3 separate regions of the Mus musculus genome follow, and all the other regions are linked to region 1. The links are chromatin loops, found by intact Hi-C in ENCODE. Cell type or tissue: left cerebral cortex. All regions are shown on one strand.

Region 1 (8,000 bases):
GTCAATCCTAAAGCTAATTTTACGTGTGTGGGTACAGGTGCACACGTGTCACGGCCCATGTGTGGTCAGAGGACAACTTTCAGGACTCAGATCTCTCCTTCCAGATTTAAGATCAAACTGTCAGGCTTGCACAGAAAGCACTTTTAACCAATGAGCCATTTGGAGAATCCCATAGCAGCTTTCCAAGCAGGGACTTCGGGGCAGGGCTCACATGGAGCGCCTTATCCTATGGCTCACAGAGTTAGTTACAAGGCAAGTGGCCTGACTCCTGGGGTGCTCCTCTGTAGAAACAGTGGAGAAACCCATTCACCAAGTGGCAGCCCTTTCTGCCCAGGATCAAGGCCAGCAGGTAACTCCCGAGCACAGGTACATCACCCAAGGACCTCTGGGCCTGTCTGCATCCTGGCTTACCTCAAGAGTACACCACTGTCTCTTCCTCCACACCCCCTCTGTCCCCCAAGAATACTAGGGATCTTTGAAAAGTAAAGTTGCTCCACCAGAGAGGATTTGGCAAATCTGGTGAGCATCTCAAATCTCGACACGGCACAGAGGACCAATTTGGTTTCCTAGTTTCATCTTGCTGCAAATTAAACCCACCAGTGGCTACCCTTGTGTCCTTAAGAGCTTAGGAGCCACGAGGGTCCTCTACCAAGTCTCTGTCTTTTCTCCGGTGTAAGCTCCGGCGCTTGTAGAGGGGTAGCAACAATTGTGTCTACTTCCTCAAATGGCTTTGAGGACTTAAAAGAGCCCCAGGGTCTTACGACACCTGTGGGTCCGTGTCCATCCCACTGTGGTAGAGTCTAAGACAGTTACTTTAAAACGAACGGTTCACTTATGGTCTAAGAAACCAGAGTCAGTGCTCAGCTCTTGTGTGCCCTTTATACTAAAGACCCACAACTGCCAAGCTGTGTGACACCCCTGGGACTCTAAGATGAAAAGTGACCCGGCACATGGGGACCCTTTCTTGTTTCCCTTTACAAGTGACTCTATGGTATATGGACTTCAGCACTGATCTTCACTCTAGGGGACCACATAGCAGTAGAAACAATGGCTGTCCTAGTCAACTATCCAGACCTTGATCCCTGACTACCCACCCCTGGGCGGAGACACAGCCACAGCACCCACTTCTTACCTGGAACGCCATGGTGTTGGCAATGATGAGGAAGAGCCTCAGGGGCAGCCGTGCCTTGTATGTTCTGTGGCTCCACAGGCGATGAGCCCCGGCTGTGATGCCCAGGGCGCTGATTACATAGTACAAATACGCTGTAGGACCAGAAAGTTGGGTGTCACCAACAAGCCAAGATCCATAAGGGAAGTATGCCAAAGACAGGTTCCTGGCACCCGTCAGCTTCTCAGTTAGCCTTTGGGTAAAGGCCTGGTTTTCCCTGCAGCCCTGGGGCGCACTGATTTGTAGAAACTTCATACATTTTAAACATTTGGTACCACTGGTCATCACGAGTCTGGCTATCACTGGGTTTCATTCCCAGGGCCAATGTTCTTTGACCTCTAGCAGTCCTCTAAAGATTTCTGGTCAGGAAACTGCATTTCCTCAACTTAGAACCCATATCCAAGGGCAGTTCTGAAGCACCAGCCAGAACAGCTTGGGCAATGGCTAACTGGAAAAGACAAGCAGTGGCATACTGAATAGCTAACTCTACACAAGGCTTTTAGCAAAGGTGCATTTCAACACCACAGCAGCATAACGGGAAGTCAGATTTGCATAGTGGCGCAAACATTACCAAGGGTACTAATACTCTCATATTCTCCACACACCTTGAACAAGGTACTACTAGTTGTACCAAGCACTTTTATTAAAGAAACAGATTCTGGAAAAGGTCGTCTGTCTACTGTTCGAAGGTGAGTTTTCCATCCGCCATCACCTGTTTCCGTTCTACTACTCAGCCCCTAAGATCTGCATATCCACTCCCTCGTCTTGTTTCTCTCCCTGGCCATGGTCCTGTCCTTGCAGAATGTTAGATGCTCAAAGCTGGCAGAAAAACACTGCTTCACTGTCCTTGAAGCAGAAAGGCTCAAGAAGTGACAGTCCTGATATCTCACTGGGACAGAGAGCGGTACAGACATCTGACACCCTCCCCCTATTTGCAGAACTAGGGAGCAGGGGCCTTGGTAGAATAGGCTAATACTGGCTCCCTCCCAAGGAACACCAAGAAACAAAGGACCTTCACAGACTACAGAACTTAGTTGCTACTGGAAACACCCCACATTGCACCAACTGCTGCGTCCTTCTGCAGTCAGATAACATGTTTCCTGAGACCCCTCTCTCCTCCTTCCCAACTCCCGTACCTCCTACAGGATCCCAGGAGACCAGCCACGGATGAAAGGCCTTCCTATCTGGAAAAATCCTAGGGTAACCAGAGCCCTGCATCACGGGATGGCTTTGGGCAGAGCCAAAGCCCTTCGCTGAGCACCAAGGGCTTATGCTGCAGATGACCCAAGTAGACTGGATCAAAACTCAGATGATGGGGTAGAGGGGTGTGTGTGTGTGTGTGTGTGTGTGTGTGTGTGTGTGTGGTTGTGCGCACAACCACACAGGACACACAAACCTAGGCAGTCTTAGGCCTCTTCAGTCCACCTCTCCGTCTAGCAAACAGGAGACTTAGATCCCTCCCCTGTCTGCCAGAAAAGTGTTCACAATGGTGGGTAGGAACTATCTCTTTCTTAGCTTTAACTTCAGAATCGGGATGGGGAGGGGGAGGGGGAGGGGGTGGAGCTTTGTAAAATCTCTCTGTGCTGTCAAAAGCACCTATTCGGCTCCAGAGTTACGGAGTCCACAAAGGTACAAAAGACTCTTAAAGCAGCCGAGTCAGGAAAAGGCTGGCAGGGCACACAACTATTCTAAAGAAGTATTCCATTCCTACTTTTGACAAAGATGTGAAGACTATGAGTGGGAGCTGGGTGGTGGTGGCACACGCCTTTGATCCCCGAACTCAGGAAGTAGAGGCAGGCCGATCTTGCAGTTGGAGGCCAGTCTGGTCTAAAGACCCAGTTCCAGGACAGCCAGGGCTACACAGAGAAACCTTGTCTTGGGAGAAAAAGTTTGGTACCTGGAAAACTCTCAAGAATCGAATCTCACCACTTATAGGACCTAGGAGGACTGAGGCAGAGAGACAGCCAACAATGAGACAACCAGCCTTTCTATACACTGTCCTGCAAGAGACCTGCCATTAGTACCTACATGCAGATACTGTTCTAGAAAATCAATTGTTCTAAAGAAACCCTTGCTCTCCGCTTCTCTGAGAGCAGCAAGAGGCCCTGACTATAGATGCAGTCCCTCCTTCCTGGTTCAATGTTCAGTTGTGTAACCACCCGCAAAGCACATGCGTGTCGCTAGGGGGCAGCACTACCCATGGCTCCCTGGGCAGCTGAGCTAGGCAGGTCAGTGGCACAGGGGCACACTCATCACAGTTGGGCTGTGGCTGCTCCAGGCTCTCTTCCTGCTCAGGAGGTATGTGTTAGGTGTGGAGAGAAAAGTGCCACAGCACAATGTGGACAGGAAAAGAGGGGCAGAAGGCTGAATAGAAGGTAAAACCTTCCTGCAATCTTATTTTATTCTAAGAATGGTCTGTTGACTGGCTTGTACCAAATCGTGGTACCATACACCTTTGAACTTGGATATACAGGAGCCTTCGTCATCTTTCTCCAGGCAAACCAGCCTAGTCTGGCCAGGCAGGAAGTCCAAACAGTTAGGCTTATAACCTACCCTCTGTTCTCTCTGCCTAAAACAGCATCCCATGGCTTTGTCCCCTCACTGGACTCAACAGGTTACCCACTAGGCCCGTGGTCTAGCTCTTGGCTCTGACGTCTCTGAGGCAGGCCCTGCTTCTCTTGTGGCAGGCAAAGCTGGGACAGGTGCCATCAAGTGACTCATACAGAAAAGCCTGCTCAGAGACCTCTGCATCAATGTTATGAGACTCTCAAGACTCAAGTTCCCCCCTCCCCCCATTCTTAACACCACGAGGTTCTTTGCCCAGTCCAGCTGGTCCAACAAGAACCAAAAAGAAAGGGCCACTGCCTTGGGTCAGAGACCAGAGGCCACCTCTTTAAAGATCAAGGAGAAATCTGAAGTATTGGCCCAAGACAAGGGGTGCTGCTCACCGAAGAGACAGGTGTAGAGCTTGCAGGAGGGAACCAGTGTGATCCCGTACAAGGCTCCCAAATGCAGCAGGGCCATGAGAATGATGTTCCTCCAGACGTACTCCAGCTTGGGCGGGGGCCCCTCATCATCCTGATAGGTGGGGTCATATAGATCATCTTTTAGTTCAGGGCGAACATCTGCTCCCCAGTGGTGAGAACTCTTTTCAAACTTCTCGCCTCCATTCTGCTGTCCCCCAGAAGGTGGCGCTGTGATTGTGGTGGTGGCTGAGTAAGCGCCAGAGATCTGCAATGAGAGGGGGTGGAGAATTAGGGACTGCAGACGCGTGGGGGCAGCAGGGGTTACTTTCCCTCTAATATAACTGCGGGAGAGATGCAATAACGGCCATACCCCAGTGCCAAGGTTGCATGACTGTAGAGCGCACCAATGGAACACGGAAATGTGCAGGCCATCGGGAATAAGCCTTATGATGAAGGGGCAGGAAAGGACGCTTTATTAGCAGCACCCTTAGCAACTCACAAAGGAAAATCTGCGCATATCGAAAAGAGGTCAGGTTTTACTTTAAGAAACACAAGTTGGGACAATCAACTGTACTGAGTAAAAATCCGGTTATCACCCGGTCCAGAAACAATCTATCAAGGTTGAGCAATTCGGAAATGATGGCTAAATGCTCCCAGCTGCTCTGAACTCTCTCCAACCCTCAACAGCCACCCACCTAGAAGTCCAATCTGCAACCGCCAACCTGAGGAGGGGGTGGGGGGTGGGGTGTAAGCTCACCTCTTGCAGTATGTGGGCCGGCATCTTGGCGTCGGATGCTGGGGTCACGTTCCCAGGGATGAGAACGTGCAGCGAGCTTCAGACCTCAGCGACAAAGGGTGCTATGACTAAGTTTCTGCAGCCCGCTGCGCGGTACAAGCTCTGGGCCAGAGCTGGCAGTGGGGTATTAATGTCCTGTATATCCTTAGGTTCGTTATATTGATCAATGACCAGATAAAAAATCAAAAACTGGCTGGCCAGGGCAGCCGCGGGCGGAGATAAGGATAGAAAATGAGAGGACGCCAAAATCGCAGCTTGCAGCCACCGGTGTCCAGGAGTCAGAATACTGCAGACACCAACACCGCATTGTCCCATCCCTAGCCAAGCGGAGGGGGGCGATGCTAATGAGGCCTTCGTAAACTCTGGCTAGTCATTGGCCGATGGGAATTTGGTACCACCTCGTCCTGCTGCTCTCATTGGCTCTGCACAATCTGCTGTTCCCTCTGCCTCCAGCTCCGCCCCCCCCTCCTCCCTTCTTTTTCTGCTCCTGGCTTCTCACCCATCCCCCGCTGGTCCTCCACCCAGCCCCCACCCTGCCACGGGGGCGCTTCAGCGCTTTCTCTGGAAGAGAAGACCCAATCTAGCAGTGGGGGTTGGCTACCGGGGCAGGAAGACGCGGAGAGGTACATAAAGTGGGAAAGCCACTAGAGCGCCGACCACTTGCAACTCCATCCGGTCTTTGCATTTCCAGAGGCGCGTGGGAGGGGAAATGGCTACCACCAACAGAGAGCAAAGCTGAGAGGGGCCTCCCTCCCCAACAGGCGCCTCTGTAGTCCCTTTTGGAACAATGGCTCAGCCTTGCCCACCAGCTCCAGGATGCTTACCAGATAATAACTCGGAGCTCTGGTACTGTAATCAAGTTTTCATAGATCTGTGGCTTGCCCATTCACACTGGTCTGGGTCACCATGGTCACTGTGCACACTCCGAGAGCACAGCCAAGGTCAGTCAGCAGTATCTCAATCCCACCCCTCACCCCCCACTTCCCACCTCACGCCTTGCGAATACATGTGGCACCTTTAGGAGACTCTTTTGTTGAAAGTTTGCAGTTTGCTATCTGAAAACCGCCGAAAAGCATCTAGCCGAGGGAGCCTTATGTATGTGGAGTAGGAACAGAGAGTGGGTATTAAATTATTACTGCAAGGTTCTCTGTGACCGCTCAGTGGGTAGCCCTGTTCTTCCACTCTAAGCAGGAAGAAGGGGACATAGGGACATACGGAGATGGGATAAACTGTTCAGCCGGCAAGGGGAGGAGCTAGCTGTGCTGAAACGCTTTCAAGCCACTCCTCAGAGGACCCTATGACCCTTGAACCTTGGGTGCTCTGACCTAACACACCTCCCTCGCTGCCCCATCTTCTCTGGGGCCTGTGTTAACTCTTTCAAGAGATAGAACTTGTAGCCTATGCAGGCGGTGCATTCACAGAGTACCTTCTGTATCCAGGTCACCCCATTACTGTATCTCCCACCTCTAGGAAAAGGGGTTGATAGACATCTTGTCTTCTCAAGAAGAGAGATGCCAGGCATTTCCTGAGACCAAACCAGACCTCTTGCCTTCTGGTCTCAGGGGCTTGCCAACTCTCTGGCTTGTGACCAGACACCTCCATTGCAGGCCTGGCTCACTGACCATAGCCAAGAATGCTGAACAAGACCAGGTGTCCTCAGCAAATGGCTGGCGGAGGCTCAGAGGTACTGTGTGAAGTTATCTGGAGATGTCACTTCCCCCTGGGTTGTCTGCGTGATGTCTGATCTTTTACTAGCTGTGGGTTTGTCCTTTGTCCTTGGCTGTTAAAAACAAACTCCCTTAGACTGTGAGGCCTTTACAACAGATACTGGCTCCTCACGGTTCTGGGGGCTGGGTATCTATAGCAAAGCCCCAGCAGTTTGATTCTGCCAAGAATGGGCCTTTGATTCTTAGGTGGCCATCTCTGTGTTCAATGGGGAAGGGGTGAGCTTTGTCTCTGGGGTTTCTCTTTAAAAACAAACAAAAAGATTTAGTATTACTTGTAATTATACGGACATGTGTGTGTGTGTGTGCATATGCACACATGTGTGAAGGTACTTGAGAATGCTAGAGGTGGCAGGTTCCCAGGAACTGGAGTTGAGCAGTCTGTGTGGGAACTGAGAATCCAACTCTGGTGCTCTGAAAGAACAGCAAATGCTCTTAATGGCTGAACCGCCTCTCCAAATCCTGGGGTCTCTTTTAAAAGGACCACTCCCATCATCCACAGGGTGTGTGTGTGTGTGTGTGTGTGTGTGTGTGTGTGTGGTGGAGCATCACCCTCCATGCTACTATTCCAGATACTGATGAAGGTCCACCAGATGAGTTGGGATTTCCAAGTATCTATTGCATGCTGCTTTGGGGAAGAAGACACAGTGTTTCCTTTGGAATGCCTTGATTGCTACTAAAGGCAGCTCTCCACTGGAGACAAACTGCCCTTACATTCCCTCAACCTGCAGCCTACAGTGCTGCCTGCATCAGAGCTGGTTGGTGATGTTTCTTAAGCCAGCTGCCATTGCATTCATTGTCTATCGGAGAAAGCAAGGGAGGCCTGCCAAGACAATGACGTAGAACAGGAGTCCTACATTTCTCTCCCTTGGGGAGAAAGTTCTGGAAACCTAGAAAAGGAATGAGTTAAGGGTTCCAGGAAGAAAAGGTGGGAGACCATGTTAACTGTTGATAATCAAGATAGGAAACTGCCTGTCTCATCCCGTGTGGGCCAGCTTCAATAAAGCTGTGTGATAGGGATGATACAGCACAGCATGAGGCCTGGCATCAAGAAGTACGAAGTGACCAGGTTGAAAGGTATAGGTAATATGTGATGAATGTTTGCCTATGCTTGCGTTTGCAGGGATGCAGGGATGCAGGGATGCGAGAAGTGCAGGCTTCTTTGGTACAGCAATGCACAGTGTGTGCGTGGAAGCTGGGGACGGGACTATAAAGTTTTCTGTATGAAAAAGGACACACAGTGTATGGCAGTTTTTAATTTTGACCCTTCAACTCAAGAGAGTAAGAATAAAACAACCCCCCACATTGGTATATTAAGTAAATAAGTTAATTGTAGGGTGTTCCTA
Region 2 (8,000 bases), 100 kb after region 1:
GTGTGTGTGTGTGTGTGTGTGTGTGTGTGTGTTGCACTAACATTGGGGAATGAGAATGAGGATTTGGAAGCCACAGAGCCCAAGTGGAGGTTAGAGGTCAACAGTCAGGATTTGCTTTTCTCTTTCTACCACGTGGGTTCTAGGGATCAAACTTCAGTCATTTAGATTGGCAGCCAATGTCTTTTCCCCCTGAGCCATCTTGCCAGCCTTTAACAAGCATGTCGAAACATTTCTGCTCAAGAGCTCAGAAGATTTAAAAAAGCAAAACCAGAAAGCAGTATAAACAGGTTCCCTTTTGAATCCGTCCATCTGAGTCAGACACCTGCACGAGTTATGTTAGTCCTTCACGGAGTCTCTGTAACGCAGCCATAACAAGGCCAAAGGCACAGGCGTAAGAGAACCAAAGGCACACCATAGTCACATTCCTTCCCCAGATCCCTGCAAAGGCTCCAGCTGGTGTCCTAAACCTACAGCCATCTTGGATCTCAGGAACAGCAGAGATGTGTCTAGATCACCCCATGCCGAGACTACCCCCAAGTAGAAACGGTCACCTCTTGGAAGCTAGGGTGTCCTCTCAGGGGAACAGGGACTTATCCATGACTATCTTTCAGAACTAGAACTGGGAGTTTCTGCTTCTCCATCCCACACTCCTACACCCGGGTAGCTGCCTGCCCTGTGGATTGGAATCCCATGTGCTCAGCAGAAAGCCAAGGCTCTTCTTCATGTGAGGCAACTAAGTCAAGTTCACTGCCACCCCTGGGAGCTCACAGATTTTTATTGCTTCTTTGCTTTCTTTGTTTTTTGAGGCAGGGTGTTCTGGCTGTCTGGAACTCACTTTGTAGACCAGGCTGTCCTTGAACTCAGAGATCTGCATGCCTCTGCCTCCTAATGGGATTACCATGGGTCTACCATGTCTGGCTTTTTTTTTTTTTTTTTTTTTTTTTTTTTTTTGGTGGACAGGGTCTCATGTATCCCAGACTGGATTTGAACTCTCTATGTACCCGAGGCTGGTCTTGAACTCCCAATTCTCCTGTTTCCACTTCTTAAGTGCTGATATTGCAGGCACGTGGCACCACACCCAGCCTGAGCACACACATTTCTAAGACAAAGTGGACAAAACCCCCAAGCAAACTGTACATGCCAGCATGCAATGGCACAGAACACAACCATAGTGTATTAAATGGGGAAGTGGGAGAGGGGCCATCTCAGTACAGCAACTCCGAGAATCAGACAGGACTAGGGAACAGGCTTACGGTGAGGTAACAGAGCAGCATTTAAAAATTTCTTCTTGTGTGCTCTGGGCTGGGAGGTCTAGAGTCTGCGCATGGCTGGCTACACGTTAGCTGTTTGCAAATATCAGATAAATTCCCAGCATTGGGAATTCCACAGAAGGTTCCAGAGCTGGACATGTAGCTATTGCTAACCAGAAAGTTTGAAGTGTATTCATTAGCACTTGTTTCTCTCAGTCCCACCATCCACCCTTGTCTCATGAACCCACTCCAGGATGCAGACACCCTGGACTGTGGTTCTGATCTTTCAGCAAGAGACAGTTTGAAGTTCCCCTTAGGCTAACTGCGGAGGTCTTCTACCCCCCTCTCTGACCTAGTTCGCCTTCTTATCTTTCCTGCCCATGAGGAGAAAGGAAAACCCACAGTGCCCTCAGCTTTGCCTTTGGCGTCCAAAGCACACATGACTGTAACCTGGTGCATTTCCAGACTTCACAGCTACCTTGCCAGGTCTGGGAAATTCCCCTTCAAAGCTCAGGGTTAACTCACTCTGGATTTGCAATACTCTCTGGTCCAGATGTGATCGTGGGGTCCGGGTTTCTCCATGTCCTCTGCTAAAGCAGCAGAGAGTTGGTTTCATTTATCCCCTTTTAAGCTGAGGACAGCAGTTGAGAAGAGCTAAGCCCAGGACCCATGCTCAGTGGGCCCTCGATGCCACCACAGAACTTCAGCCTTCAGGAGCACTCACAGAAGCCCAGAGTCAGCTTGGGACCCTAACTGTGGCCACCCTAGGACAAGGCAGGCAGCTACTGGCTCATCCCCCAGTACTCTGCTTACAAATTGTTGTTTTCCACAGACAAATATTAGCACCTACATATTACAGATACATGACATCAGCCTCCAGACCCTCTGGGCCACCTGGCAAAGCTGTGGCTGATTTGTCACCTACTTGGCCTTGCTTAGATGTCCCAGTTAGGGTTATCATTGCTGTGATGAAACACCATGACTAGAGCGACTTGGGAAGAAACAGTTTATTTGTCTTGTGCTTCCATATCACTGAAGGAAGCCAAGGCAAAAACTCAAACAAGGCATGAACCTGGAGGCAGGGGCTGATTTGGAGTCCGTGGAGGGGTACCGCTTACTGGCTTGGTCCACATGGCTTGCTCAGCCTGCTTTCTTATAGAACCCAGGACTACCAGCAGGGATAGCCCAATCAACAACAGGCTGGGTCCTCCCCCATCAACTCCTAATTAAGAAAATGCCCTCCACGTTTGCCTGTGGCCACAGGTTATGAAGGCATTTTCTCAATTGAGTTATCTTATCTCCCAAATGATTCTAGCTTGTGTCAGGTTGACATAAAACTAGCCAGCACACCTCCGGTGACCTCATTGTTGACTCAGGGTAGAGTAACCTGAGAAACTGGGTCTAAAGAAAGGGCATTGACCTGATGTTGTTCACCGTTCAACTACAGAGACAGGGAGAGCCACTGAGCAAGATTGTTTGCCTGGGGCAGCGTTCTCCTTAATGTCTCAGAAGCAGAGAGGCCAATCAGGGAGGGGAGCAAGCCCAGTCCTTGGGGATACAGGGGTTGTTTGGTGGTCTGTTTCTTTTTAAAGATTTATTTTTGTTGTTTGTGTATTGGGTGTTTTGCCTGCATGTATGTCTGGGCACCCAGTGCACGCCTGGTGCCGCCAGAGAGCAAAAGAGGGCTTTGGGACTGGAGTTATAGATGGTCGTGAGCTAACAAGTGAGTGTTGTGAATTAAACATGGGTGCTCTGGAAGAGCAGCCAGTGCACTCAAGCACTGAACCCAGCACCCTTGATGTTTTTTTTTGATTCCCCGAAGGCCCTAACCAACCCTGTTTTAGGTTACACCACAGCCATTCACTAACCTTCTGTCCCCCTGTCTCCCTCACTCAGGGACAGACATGAGTATCAGGAATGATACACACACACACACACACACACACACACACACACACACGCACGCATGGTAAACTCAGCCACCTCCTGCTTTCTCACAGGGATAGCCTCACTAAAAGTCTTGCACTCTGGCCTGTTTCTCTGAGGAACTAGGGCCATAGAGATGGTGAGGCAGCTTCTGTAATGACCAATCCCTGGGGATTAAGATTCATATTGACAGATCCAGACGAGAGTTTTCCCCATAGGCAAATAAAAAGGAAAAAGGAATGGACAGGGGGGAGGGGAAGGCACCTGGACCTGCTGAGTAGACTGCTTTCCAAATGTGCCTGTCTGATTTTTTTTTCTTTCAGGAGAGTCTTCATCTGTACTGAGCTGGAACTGCGCCCCCATCCTGCCGCCACCTGGTGGTCACAGAGGACAAAGCACTTATGTAGTGCCTTCTGCCGAAGGACTTAATTCACTGGGTCCCTGAATAAATTCCCTGAAGCCTAATTCGGAAAGAGGTTCTCTTTATGATCTCCAGGTAATCTTTATCTAGCAACAAAAACTTACACCATGCGAGTTAGCTGAGATAATATGCCACGACACATTCCATTCACCCTTTCTCTGAAGCAGCAGTGGGACCCGCCATCCCACTCAATGTGGCTCTTGTCACACACAGCATGACACCCCAGCATGACAGAGTCTGGTAAACCCAGAAAGCTCTGAAGAAGTCTTTCAAGGTAGCCATGTCAAGAAACGGAACACACTGGTGGAAAACAGGGGTGGCCATCCTCCCGCTCCACACCAGGAGAGCACCAGACCCAATTCTCATGCCAATGGAGAAAGGAGACCAACCTACTGAGAGGATTAATGGGCTTCTTGACCAAGTGTGATCTGGGTACTGATGGGCCACATGACCTGTCTTTAGTTAAGAGCTCTGTCATTCCACAATTTTCAAGTCCCTCCAGCCCACAGCTATCACCCCATGTAGCTGTTTGGGTACATCCTGATCTCCATGTCACTCGGAGATGATGTCAACACAGTGCTTCCTGAAAGTGTCCACCTTACAATGAGCTGTGTGAGTGGACAGCTCAGGGCTGGATGCTACCAGAAGATGTGAAGTCTGCCCTGTGCTTTAAGAACACAGCTTATAAAACCTTATAAAGTTTGGTAGTTTAGCCCGAGACAACCCTCCAGGGGAGCTATTTTCTTTAACACCCTGCTAGCTTCTCATTTTGCAACATACCACTGGTGAGTTAGAGAGGCAGCGTTAGACCCAGGAGTTTTGCTCAAATTCACTTTTGAGAGTCTGAGCTTCCCCCATCAATACTGTTTGCCCCCCCCCTTTTTTTTAAACAGGAAGAGTCAAGAACCCATGGGGCTTGAGAACTTGAAGAAATATCAAACAAAAATCATCATGAAATTTTTATTTGATTTGTGACTTCTTTTTCTTCTGAGATTTCTCAACCTGCGCGGCATAGCCTGCCCCATAGGGCGGTATAGTGTGATCCACACACGAGGAAAAGGGCTCAGTCATGAGCAGGAAAAGGGACTGGATGGGTTCCAGGAGAGTGACGATGTGGCCTGGAGCTCTGTCACATGAGGAGACTTGTCACGCGAGGAGGAGTGTCCTCAGGTCCACTCAGACCTCTCTCAGCTGATCTCAGGCTTCCTCCAGAATTCAGGATTGCCCAAGGGACTGGGAAGCCATTGAATGCTCCTCCCTTTGCTTTATCAAGGACCACACTGTTGTCACCCTGTTCCTGACTCCACCTCAGGGTCCAAAGTTAGATAGAAGTCTGGAGTCCTTGTGCAATTGCCTAAAAGGCTCTTGGCTCCCTCCTCGCTCAGCTGATCCAATGCAAGATGCTTCCCCCCGGCCCAGCTTCTCGCCCTTCTCTCCAAGGAAAGCTGGCACCGCAGTGGATCTCACTGACTGGAACAGCGGAGAGATGGACACTTGTCCTTCTAGGGAGGGTCAGACCATGGAGAGAGTCAATCCTTTCCAGTGTCCTGGCCTTGGCCAAGAAATTCATGTCACAGGTTCAGGGAGCATGACCTTTCTTCCCTGTCTTAGGATTTAGGAAACATGGCTTAATCAGGGGGTGGAGCTTAAACCAGGTTAAGTTCTTCCTCTGGGAGTACTTGAGGCTGGAGATCTCCTCCAGGCTGCTATGCTTTGCTGAACTTGAAGGCAGACTTGAAGCCAATGTGGCTAAAGTAACTGTAGGCAAAGATCCTTGGTTAGAAGAGTCCCCTGCAGCACCTTGGATGAACAACTACCAACATTTCAGCAGGAGCACTATTCTGGGCCACAGCTCTTGCTTACAGGGAAACCTGGGCAAATGAGCAAAGGCCAGAGCTGGGCACAAGCAGTACTGTGACCAGAGGTCCACGCCAAGTCTCCATTCAGGAAAGCGAGCAAGACGGGATGCTGCTGGTCCCAAGAGCTCTCGGACTCAGTTTATGCTGAAGCTTACAGTTCTAGTGCTAAGTCACGTCCCAGGAAAAGATTGACCAGATCATCTGGTACAGACAGATGTCACCTCACCCTTGCCCTAGGCCCCGAGTTATGCCTTCCCTACCCAGCCCCACATGCTCAAGAGGTCCATCTCTAAGGGTGTGTGTCACCATTAAGCCATGAAGCCAAACGTCAGGGAAAGAAAGCCAGCCTGGAACTCTGCATTCCTTTTCTTGTCACCAGCAGAGACCCTATCTCTTAAGATCTGACAGCCTGATTGCCTTCACCTGTGTCTTTCACTGACCTCTAAGGGAAGGGCACACTGGGAGCCTCCTTCTCCAGTCACCAGGGGACAGCTGAAGGAGGCACACTGAAGGGCCTGGGAGACTACTGATAGAGCTGTCAAGGAACACATCCCTGGGCTTGGTCCTCACCCTAATCCATGGTAGTCCCTTTAAGCCTTTTTTTTTTTTAAGTGGTATCAGCTCACACCCACCACAGAGCTCTGCAACCCTTTCTTCTCCTAGCTTCTCTACTGCTCCCTCCCTCCTCCCCCGTTGTCCCTGCCCTTTGACCAACTCAACAGTTGGAGATTTGAACATCCTACTCCGGGTTCTATCTGGCCCTAGCACACCCCCCTGCTCCCCTCCCCCATCCTTCTAGTCTGTCTGCATAACATCCTCACACCCCTTTCTTTTCTCAATTCCAGTTCCCCTTATAGTTCCATTCCTTTTGTGTCAGAGAGAGAGAGAGAGAGAGAGAGAGAGAGAGAGAGAGAGAGAAAAGAGAGAGAGAGAGCTCATTGAAGGATTGATGACCATCTGCATCCTTCCTGCTCCCTCTCCTATGTGAGCTCAGCTCCCCCACCCAGACAGGAGGCCGAGGTTGAAAGGATCAGCTGCTCTTAGACAATACTGCCTGGGCTCTCTGCTACCAGTGTCAGTCTGGGTCTTTGTCCCTGTGTCTCCTGTGAGAGTGGGCACCTGTGGTGGCAGGTTTCTACCTCCTGTCCCCATGAATAGTATGGAAAGCCCCAAGAATCAGGAGCTACAAACCCTGGGGAACAGAGCCTGGGACAATCCTGCCTACAGCGACCCTCCTTCCCCGAACAGGACGCTGAGGATCTGCACTGTCTCCAGTGTGGCTCTCCCTGAGACTCAACCCAAAAAGCCAGAAGTCAGATGCCAGGAGAAGACACAGAGAACCCTGGTGTCCAGCTGCTGTCTCCATATCTGTCGGAGCATCAGAGGTACGGGGCACAAGGAGAGGTTTTCCTGGAGAGTTAGAGTCAGAGAAGGGACGACCTTAGGTTTGAGAGGGGGACAAAAGTGACCCAAAGAAGAAACCTTGGTGTCTTTGATTAGCTGGTGTTAGGATTGCTTGCCCCAGGACAGACGCCTGGCTCCTGGTCTGCCAGAAAGCTCACTTAGCACAGTCATTACCTTGGAATCCAGGAGTTGTGGGAGAGCGTGGTTCATGGAACACTGAAGTGAGGAGGCTCTAGACCACCCCACCTGAAACAGATGCCTGCCCTGTTCACAGCCTCACTCTGACCCAGTAACCTCACCCTGTCTCTCACAGAGACTTTGTAGGAGGGCAGGCAGGCAGGCAGGGAGGCAGGGGTGTGGGTGTCAGGTCCCGGGGGTTACAGGATGGGTGAGGAAGGACCAGTGGAGATGGGGTAGGGACAGGGAGGGCTGGATAACTAAAATGATGTGCTGTTGGGGACTCAGAGCTTCTTTCTACGCCCGTAGGACTGTGGGGGACAACGCTGACTGAGAACACAGCCGAGAACAGGGAGCTTTATGTCAAGACCACCCTGAGGGAGCTTGTGGTATACATAGTGTTCCTCGTGGACATCTGTCTGTGTGAGTAGCCGCTGCCTGTGACCATCTGCCTGTAAGAGGCACGAGTGTGTAAAATGTCTGTACCTCCCAGGCAGTATTCATCTGTGTTAGGCAAGCGGATCCTGGGAATTTTGTGTAAATACCAATAAGCAACTCCTATGGCTTCTCACACTGAGTTCAATGGAGGAATCCCAGTGGGTGGAAATATTGTTAATAAAAGGAGATTCGTCTGAGATTACTAGGTAACCTGATTTTCACATCCAAGTGCCTACTACTGAGCCAGCAGCCACCGTATTGTGTTGACCGGTGGAAATGTTGAACCCTTTGTAAAGGGTAGAGGGTCCCCTCTTTTATTTAGTGGGTTTTGTGTGATTGGTTACTGTGTAACACATGATCCGTGTTTCTTAGGGCCAGAAAGAAAATGATTCAGGCTTCGGAGAGTTTCTGAGAAGAGGGTTTGGGGTTCAATAGTGTGGGACACTATCTGGGGAGCTTTGATGTCCAGGTTCAGAGATGTAGCAATACCACAGTGTAGGCTGTGAGCAAGCTGGAGCACACAGA
Region 3 (8,000 bases), 110 kb before region 1:
CTTTAATAGTAACAAACTATATTCACTGTTGCCTTTTTAACAGCTAATAAAGTCAAATCTTAGTTATTTATTTGTAGATTATCTATAATTCTATCAAGGGTTCCTATTCAGTACTTTCATTTTTAATCATTCTGAGTTTTCATCAATCTGTACAAACCCTTTAAAGAGGCTAATACTTTTTCCTTTCATAATTGTTGGGAAAATTTGCTCTCTTATAATGAAATTAATACAAAATCCAAGTCAAAATGACAACTCTGCTCTGTTATTACCTAGAGCCTCCGACGGGAGGTGACCTCTGCTCGAAAGGGAAACAGTTTCCTAGTTAGAGAAACAGAATGGAAACTGTCTCACATGATCAGCCGAAGGCCATTCTTCCTCCGTCCATGAGGGCCTTCAGGTTTTTTTACGTTAATGAAAGAGGATGGGATCGGTGACACAAACACATCACACACTCTAGATTAGGTGCCAATCAGTCCTTTTCAATAGTAGTGACAGTTTTTAAAGAGTGTCTGCCAGTGAGGGACAATGGAACACATCTTCACCGTGCCCCTCTAGGTCAGAAGAGTCAGCTGGCCAGGTGCTTTGTGGGATAAAGGCACGCAGAGAGATGGCCACGATCCAGGGGCTTTCCAAGCGTGAACCTGCTTTCCCGGACCTGCCCTCAATATGTACAATCTTGTCGGAATAATGGGCCCAGCGTGCTTGAGAGGGACTGAGTGAGCGGCCTCCGTTTCTATGAGTGCCCTCCAGTTCTACGAGCGGCCTCCGTTTCTATGGATTCTTGCTAAGGTCTGTGTGTTTACTTAAAATGGCTAAGTGGGACCTGACTTTTACTTTTTCCTTGCTCTCTTTTCAATCTCTTAGAATTTAAAGACTCCGTTGGTACCCAGAGGAAAGCTCTAATGCCCGTCCTCATCTCTAACTTACCTTCTGCTTTCCCTTCATCTGCACTAAAACATGTGCTGAATTACAATGCTAAAATTTGATTTATTTAGAGAAAGGACCTCACTATGTAGGTAGCTCTGGCTTGCCTGGAACTCAGAGATTTATCTGCTTTTGCCCCCTGAGTGCTGGGATTATAGGCATGTGCTGAGAGTTGTAAGTTATATTGTAAAAAAAAAAAAAAGAGAGAGAGAGACAGCTCAGTAGTTAAATGTCCTTCATTGCTCTGGCAGGGGACCAGAGATCAGTTCTCAGCACACATGTCAAACAGCTCACAACCACCAGTTATTGCAGCTCCAGGGATTCTCATACCTCTGGGCACATGTAACCCACCCATAGAGACATATAATTAAAAATAAAAATAAACATTTAAAATATATACTATAAGCAAATCGTATTTATTTAGGCGTTCTAGCTAGTCACTGTCCTAATAATTCCTGATACCAACTCGTGTGTTTTTCCACAGTTTTCTTTCCTATTATGCAGTCTTAGTGTGTGCTCGGTTGGAAGCTCCTGAAGTCTACAGTGGGTGCCATGTTACAGTCATATAAGATTACAGACAAACCCGGTCCCTACTATGTCTCCACTCCAGTTAGAGACACTGAAATCAACTCTCTCTTACCCAACGTTTTCTGGGGCCCCAAAGCTTTCTCACTAGCATAGCAGCTTGATTTTGGAGAGAGGTAGTGGACTCCTATACTGCATGCTGTCTTGGGTCTGCCCTTGTCTTTTCTGGCAAACGTGTGTTACAGTTTAGTCCAGGTAATATCCCCAGATCTAGGGGATAAGAGCAGAATGAGGGAATAGGGGAAATTCCCAGGAGAACCTGGCTGCTGCTATTGTCAAACAGGTCTATGTAACCCTGAATGATCTACAATTTGCTTTGTAAATTGGGCTTAGTGGCACAAACCTTTATGCCAGCACTTGAGAGGCAGAGACAGGCACACCTCTGAGTTTGAAGCCCAGCCTGGACTACAAAGCAAATTCCAACATAGTGAGAGCTACATAGAGAAACCGTATCTTAAATTTTTTTTTCAGAAGAAAGAAAGGAACTATGTAGAGTAGGCTGCAAAGCCATTGATATCAGACAGACAGACAGACAGGCAGGCAGGCAGGCAGGCAGAAGAAAAGCGAGAAGAGGAAAAAAAGAAAAGAACTCACTATGTAGACCAGGCTGCATTTGGCTTTTTGAGACAGAGTTTCTTTGTGTAGCCCTGGCTGTCCTGGAACTCACCTTGTAGACCAGGCTGGCCTTGAACTCAGAAATCCGCCTGCCTCTGCCTCCTGAGTGCTGGGATTAAAGGCATGCGCCACCATGCCAGGCCTGCCTTTACCTTTGAGCCACTCATCTGATACTCAATTCCTAGCTCCACCATACACTGGCTAAGCGTGACCACAGGTAACCTCAACTCTTTTAAATTTCACTTCCTTTTTAAAAAGACCGAGGAGCTGGACCCAGCTCAAAGGCAGACACAGATCTATGAAGCTTGAGGCCAGTTTGGTCTACACTGTGAGTTCCAGGACAGTCAGAGCTTCAGAGACCTTGTCTAAAAAGAAACCAATAACAGTAAGTACCAAGGAATACCTACTGCTCAGGGTCAGTGTGGGTTCAACAAAAAGGAAATTCTTGAGACTTCTTAGGGATCGCAAAGTGCCTGTTTGCTATTCGCACCGCACACTCAGGCCCTTTGATTCCTTAGTCCCTTTTCTTGGAATCTCAACGTGAGGATCTAAGGAGCTCTCAAACGTCCCGTCCCGTTTGAGGAGAAGCAGCTAGGATTGGGCTCTGGCTCCCAGCAGAGGCGGTCCCCGGCAGACGGAGCCCAATGAGTGAGTGCAGTTGTAACTCAGCGTGTGCTGTCAAGAACGCAGCAGCAACCGGATGCTGGCTGAAGGGATACACTATTGTTTTCCCGGGTCAGAGCCCTGGGCGCACCCTCATATCCCAGTCTCCCGGGGTTTCTCTTTGCTGGTGCCTGGAAGTGGGGGTAGATGTGAAGTTAGACCGAGTTGTGAGTGGCGGTAGCCAGTGTCTTCCTCACTTCTTTCGATGCGATTTCCCCAGTGAACCATTTGCTAAGCGCCAGACCAAAGTCCTAGGCTTGCACACAATTCCTACTTGGAATCACGTTATCCTGCTCTTAAAGAAAAGTCACCCATCAGCCCACAGCAAAGAGGATAAGGAGAAAAAGAGGGGAGGAGAGAGCGAGAAGCTAGAGGCAGAGGGAACAGCAGATTGCGCCTAGCCAATGGAAAAGGCAGGACAAGGTGGCACCAAATTCTCTTTGGCCAATGACAAGACGGGCTTCACAGGAGGCACATTAGCATTTATCCCCAGGCAGGGGGTTGGAGCAGCGCGCCCTGTTGATGCCTTCAGCATCCCGGCGCCTCCAAGGTCTACTCTGGAATCTACTTGGCTTTCTTTCCCGTTCTTGGTCCCGCCCTCTCTCTCTCCCTCCCTCCCTCCCTCCCTCCCTTCCTCCCTCCCTCCCTCCCTCCCTCCCTCACCTCCACGCCTGGCTTCCTTGGCTAGCTATCTCTGCGCTCTTTACCCTTTGCTGGCAGCCGATAAAAGGGGGCTGAGGAAATACTGAACACGGTCATCCCATCGCCTGCTCTACCCTTTAAAATCCCAGCCCAGGGAGATCTGTGCACAGCCAGACCGGGCTGAACACCCATCCCGAGAGTCAGGAGGGCAGGTTTCCAAGCGCAGTTCCGCCACTCGCCTACACCAACGGGCTCCGGAACCGAAGTCCACGCTCGATCTCAGCACTGGGAAAGTGAGGCGAGCAACTGACTATCATCATGCCGGCCCACATGCTCCAAGAGGTGAGCTTCCAGAAGCGGCCCTCGCTCCTTGCACTGGCCACGCAGCTAGGTGACTGGTCCCGGGAGGAGAAAGTTGAGAGTTCTCCGGACTACTGGGCTTTCTCGAATTCTGACGTGACCGGTTGGTTGAGAGGTGTAGATTGTAATTTGGGCAGATGAGTCCCAACTTTCGTGCCTTTAGCTTTAAAGCAGCGGTTCTCAATTTTCAAGATGCTGCGATCCTTTATTTACTACAGTTTTTCATGTTGTGGTGACCCCCTCCCCCCCAACCATAAAATGATTTCGTTGCTACTTCATAACTTTAATTTTGGTACTGTTTTGAATCGTAATGTAAATATCTGTTTTCCGATGGTCTTGGGCTGCCCCTCTGAAAGGGACATTTGACCCCCAAAGGGGCTGAGCGTGAGACACAGGTTAAGAACCGCTGCTTTAAAGAAAAGCCCGTCCTACCGATACTTGTATAACTTACACGGGGATCCCTTTGTGTGTTACTGAGGCTATAAATGTTTCATTCTTCTTTCCTATTTCTCTCTCTCTCTCTCTCTCACACACACAACACACAGAGAGAGACAGAGAGAGAGAGCCCCACAGATCGGCCTCCCCCGACTGAATTTTTTCTTTGCAGATCTCCAGTTCTTACACGACCACCACCACCATCACTGCACCTCCCTCCGGAAATGAACGAGAGAAGGTGAAGACGGTGCCCCTCCACCTGGAAGAAGACATCCGTCCTGAAATGAAAGAAGATATTCACGACCCCACCTATCAGGATGAGGAGGGACCCCCGCCCAAGCTGGAGTACGTCTGGAGGAACATCATTCTCATGGTCCTGCTGCACTTGGGAGGCCTGTACGGGATCATACTGGTTCCCTCCTGCAAGCTCTACACCTGCCTCTTCGGTGAGCAGCGCCCCTTGTCTTGGGCCAGTGCCTCAGATTTCTCTTTGCTCTCTAATAAGGTACCCTCTGACCCAAGGCAGTGGCTGCTCTGTTCAGATTTCCCCAGCCTTTTTTTCTGGTTCCTTGTGGGACTTAACATGAATACTGAGTCCCTGTGCAGGAGACTGGGAGGGGTCTACCTGAGGCAGAGAAGCAACTCTCTCTGAACAAGCTTTTCTGTATGAGACGCTTGCTTAAGCTGTGCATCCTGGCCCCACCTGACCCAAGAGAACCCAGCCCTACCTGAGAGGCATGGGAAATCCCGTGCTAGTCAGGGACAATTGTGGACTACTCTTCAGCCAGGGCAGGGAACAGACCCCGAGGACACTGTACCAGAGCAGTCCTTGAAAAGAAAGGGACAAAAGGCAGTTATTTCCACACAACTATTCTGACTCCAAACTCTTGACTAGACCAAGCTGGTTTGCCTTGGGGAAAGACGATGCAGGTTTCTACAGCACCCAGTCTCCAGGTGGGTGTTCTGCGCCAGGTCATTCTCCAGGGTGCAGCACCTGCGAATCAGCAGCATGTTAAAAGAATGAAATAAGGTTCTGGTTCCATTCCCACATCTAGCCTGCTCTTGCTGTGTCCCCTGAGACCATGAAGTGCGAAGGACCCAAAGCGTTCGGAAGTCCAGTCCTCTTGCCCTGGTGACCCCTCCTTGGCAGAGAATGGACTTTCAGCAGCCCTGCCTCTAATTCAGCTCCCCGGGGATTCACTGGGTGTGGGCCACCTCTGGGATACATTTGAGCTTTACATGTGGTTTCGTCTAAGAAACCTGAGTTGGGAAGGAGAAGCAGGGGGTCTCTCAGAGAGGTCCCCTCTCCTTAAGACATGGCAGGTTTCTCTGGAACAGTAATAGCTGTGGGTATTTTGTGGCAGCTCTCTCAGAGCATAAGGTTGGGAGAGGGATAGTTAGCCAGGTATTAACTCTTCTGCCCTGGGCCTCATAGGTCTTCTAAGTAGTTAAATTTGGTCCTGGGAGTGTCCTCTTAGAAGTTGTCCAGATGACCTAGATCTGAGAGGATCCGCTGTTTTTCCACGTCACAAGTAGAGCAGCAGTGCTTTGTTGGGGGTTAGCGCGGTTCTGTTCTTAGGCTAGCTACCCCGCTTCCCGGCCTTTATCTTGAGAAAGCTATTTCCAGAGCCCCTTTATTCTCTTTATTAACTCGGCAAAAGAACCCAGTTCTGAAGAGATCTCTGATAACGCTCAAGACTCAAAGAGTCTCCAGCCCACTTCTCCCGTCTACCCCCCACCCCCTTTTTTTTGAGACAGTGCCTCGCTGTACACCAGGCTGACCTTCAACTCACAGAGATCTGACTGCCTCTGCCTCCCAAGTACTGGAATTAAAGGCCACCACGGATCTAGCCCACTGCTTACAATAACTCTTCAGATGTTCCTTTACCAACAGGTGGACGTGATAGTTCAAGGGATGGGGTGTGATGAGGTTTGGGTAGAATATCCCAGTGTGCCTGTGTCCTTGTCCCAATTCCCCTGTTGACATATGTGGTCTAGATTGTGCCTGGGTCATCTACAGCATGAACCCAACATGTATACTTCCTTGGTGTAAAGTTGAGGACTTCTATGTTGCCCCAAACCTTCTCTTTTCTCCCATTGATTGCTAGTGGTTTTCTGAGGAGCTCTGGTACAGTGTGGTCAGATCCGGTACATAAGACAATCAGATTGCCATATGACCGTGGGTAGCAGACATCATCTCTGAGAGAATGTGGCTAGAATTTACTTTGGATGACAGACACTGACTCTGGCTCACAAGGACTCTGGAAGAGGAAAATGGGGGTGCACAGGAAGCTGCTTAGAAGGTTTCTGTCTCCGCTACAGGACATAGACATTATGCAGTGTGTACCTCTTGACTGCAACAAAAGTCGATGGCTTCTGAGGATCTATTGTTGTTGTTGTTGTTGCTTCTTAGTCATGAAAGCAGTGTCTACCAGAGCCTCTGTCCCAGCCTGTGAGTGCTGGCCAGAGAAGAGCTGGGGATGCAAAGGACCTCTTTACCCATTCAAGATATTAGAAGAAGAAATTAGTATCCTAGCCAGGCGGGTGGTGGCGCACGCCTTTAATCCCAGCACTTGGAAGGCAGAGGCAGGTGGATTTCTGAGTTTGAGGCCAGCCTGGTCTACAGAGTGAGTTCCAGGACAGCCAGGGCTACACAGAGAAACCCTGTCTCAAAACAAACAAACAAACAAACAAAAAACCCAAACAAACAAAAAAAGAAATTATGTCCTCTAAGCCTGCATGCCTAGAAGATGATGAGTCAGGAAAATGTTGTGGCACTGGGTTCCTAGTTTGCTAATTGTGTAGCCCTGTTCAGACCTAACCTTTCTGGGATATACTTCCTCTACTGGAAAGTAGAAGGGGTTTGTGGGTGGTTTGGTTTTGTTTGTTTGTTTTTGAGACAGGGTTTCTCTGTGTGTCCCTGAGTGTTCTGGAACTCTGTAGACCAGGCTGGCCTTGAACTCAGATTTTCTCTGCTGTTCAAAGTTCCAGGGTTAAATACAGTATTCATGGTACCCTGTTTAAAATATGTAGCAAGTATATGAGAATCTTTTGTAAAAATTATTTATTTATTTTATGTATATGGAGAAACTGTCGTCGTCTTCAGACACACCAGAAAAGGGCATCAGATCCCATTACAGATGGTTGCGAGTCACCCTGTGGTTGCTGGGAATTGAGCTCACGACCTCTGGCAGAGCTGTCAGTGCTCTTAACTGCTGAGCCATCTCCCCAGCCTAAGAATCCTAAGGTCACTTAGAGCACTGTAAGCAGGACGCTTCAGGGCTGACGTGGACCACAGTCCCTTCTGTCATATTTAAATGTGACTGTGTCCCCTGCATCCCTCCAATGCCCCCTACAACTCAGGGTTTCCCTAACTGCTTCATGTTCAGATTGATGCATCTGCTGTTTTTCACAAGGCTCCCATTTGTGGCCCTGGGCTCTGCTGGAAGAGTTGGCAGCTCTGCCCATTTGAGGGGCAAAAGCTACTAAGCCCGAGAGACTAAGGGATTCTTATGGTTCCGTGAAAAACAGACCCTCACCCCAAAACCAAAGAACACTGGCATCAGGGAAGGCGCCTTGGCAACTTCCACTACTGAAATTTGCCTGTTGGTGAGTCTCCCACTGTCTTGTCTTGCAGGGATTTTCTACTACATGACCAGCGCTCTGGGCATCACAGCCGGGGCTCATCGCCTCTGGAGCCACAGAACTTACAAGGCACGGCTGCCCCTGCGGATCTTCCTTATCATTGCCAACACCATGGCGTTCCAGGTAAGAAG

Evidence for each region. Peaks named below come from ENCODE experiments on the same cell type or tissue, not always from the same donor. Only the 100,000 strongest peaks of a DNase experiment are listed, where the experiment ranks them.
Region 2: it touches region 1 in a loop (5-fold over the local background); 17 of 42 quality-filtered maps call a loop at or near these places.
Region 3: a loop joins it to region 1, with 8 times the contacts of the local background. A loop is called at or near these places in 5 of 42 quality-filtered maps.

Annotation. Positions count from the first base shown.
Region 1 is chr19:44,291,303-44,299,302 of GRCm38, reverse strand. It overlaps Scd2 (stearoyl-Coenzyme A desaturase 2), which reads right to left and starts at 5,627. Exons shown (of 6, transcript NM_009128.2): 1 at 4,892-5,627; 2 at 4,117-4,399; 3 at 1,133-1,263. The coding sequence starts at 4,915. In left cerebral cortex, CTCF peaks have their summits at 3,352 (motif pointing right), 4,349 (motif pointing right) and 5,249; DNase peaks (open chromatin) are centred at 5,312, 6,185, 6,539, 7,465 and 8 more places; H3K4me3 peaks cover 6,371 bases; H3K27ac peaks cover 6,429 bases.
Region 2 is chr19:44,190,881-44,198,880 of GRCm38, reverse strand. It overlaps Pkd2l1 (polycystic kidney disease 2-like 1), which reads left to right and starts at 6,439. Exons shown (of 15, transcript NM_181422.3): 1 at 6,439-6,841; 2 at 7,347-7,460. The coding sequence starts at 6,607. In left cerebral cortex, a CTCF peak has its summit at 3,559 (motif pointing left); a DNase peak (open chromatin) is centred at 3,547.
Region 3 is chr19:44,403,157-44,411,156 of GRCm38, reverse strand. It overlaps Scd1 (stearoyl-Coenzyme A desaturase 1), which reads left to right and starts at 3,448. Exons shown (of 6, transcript NM_009127.4): 1 at 3,448-3,771; 2 at 4,397-4,670; 3 at 7,862-7,992. The coding sequence starts at 3,748. In left cerebral cortex, a CTCF peak has its summit at 3,676; DNase peaks (open chromatin) are centred at 2,812, 3,226 and 3,640; H3K4me3 peaks cover 2,298 bases; H3K27ac peaks cover 1,269 bases.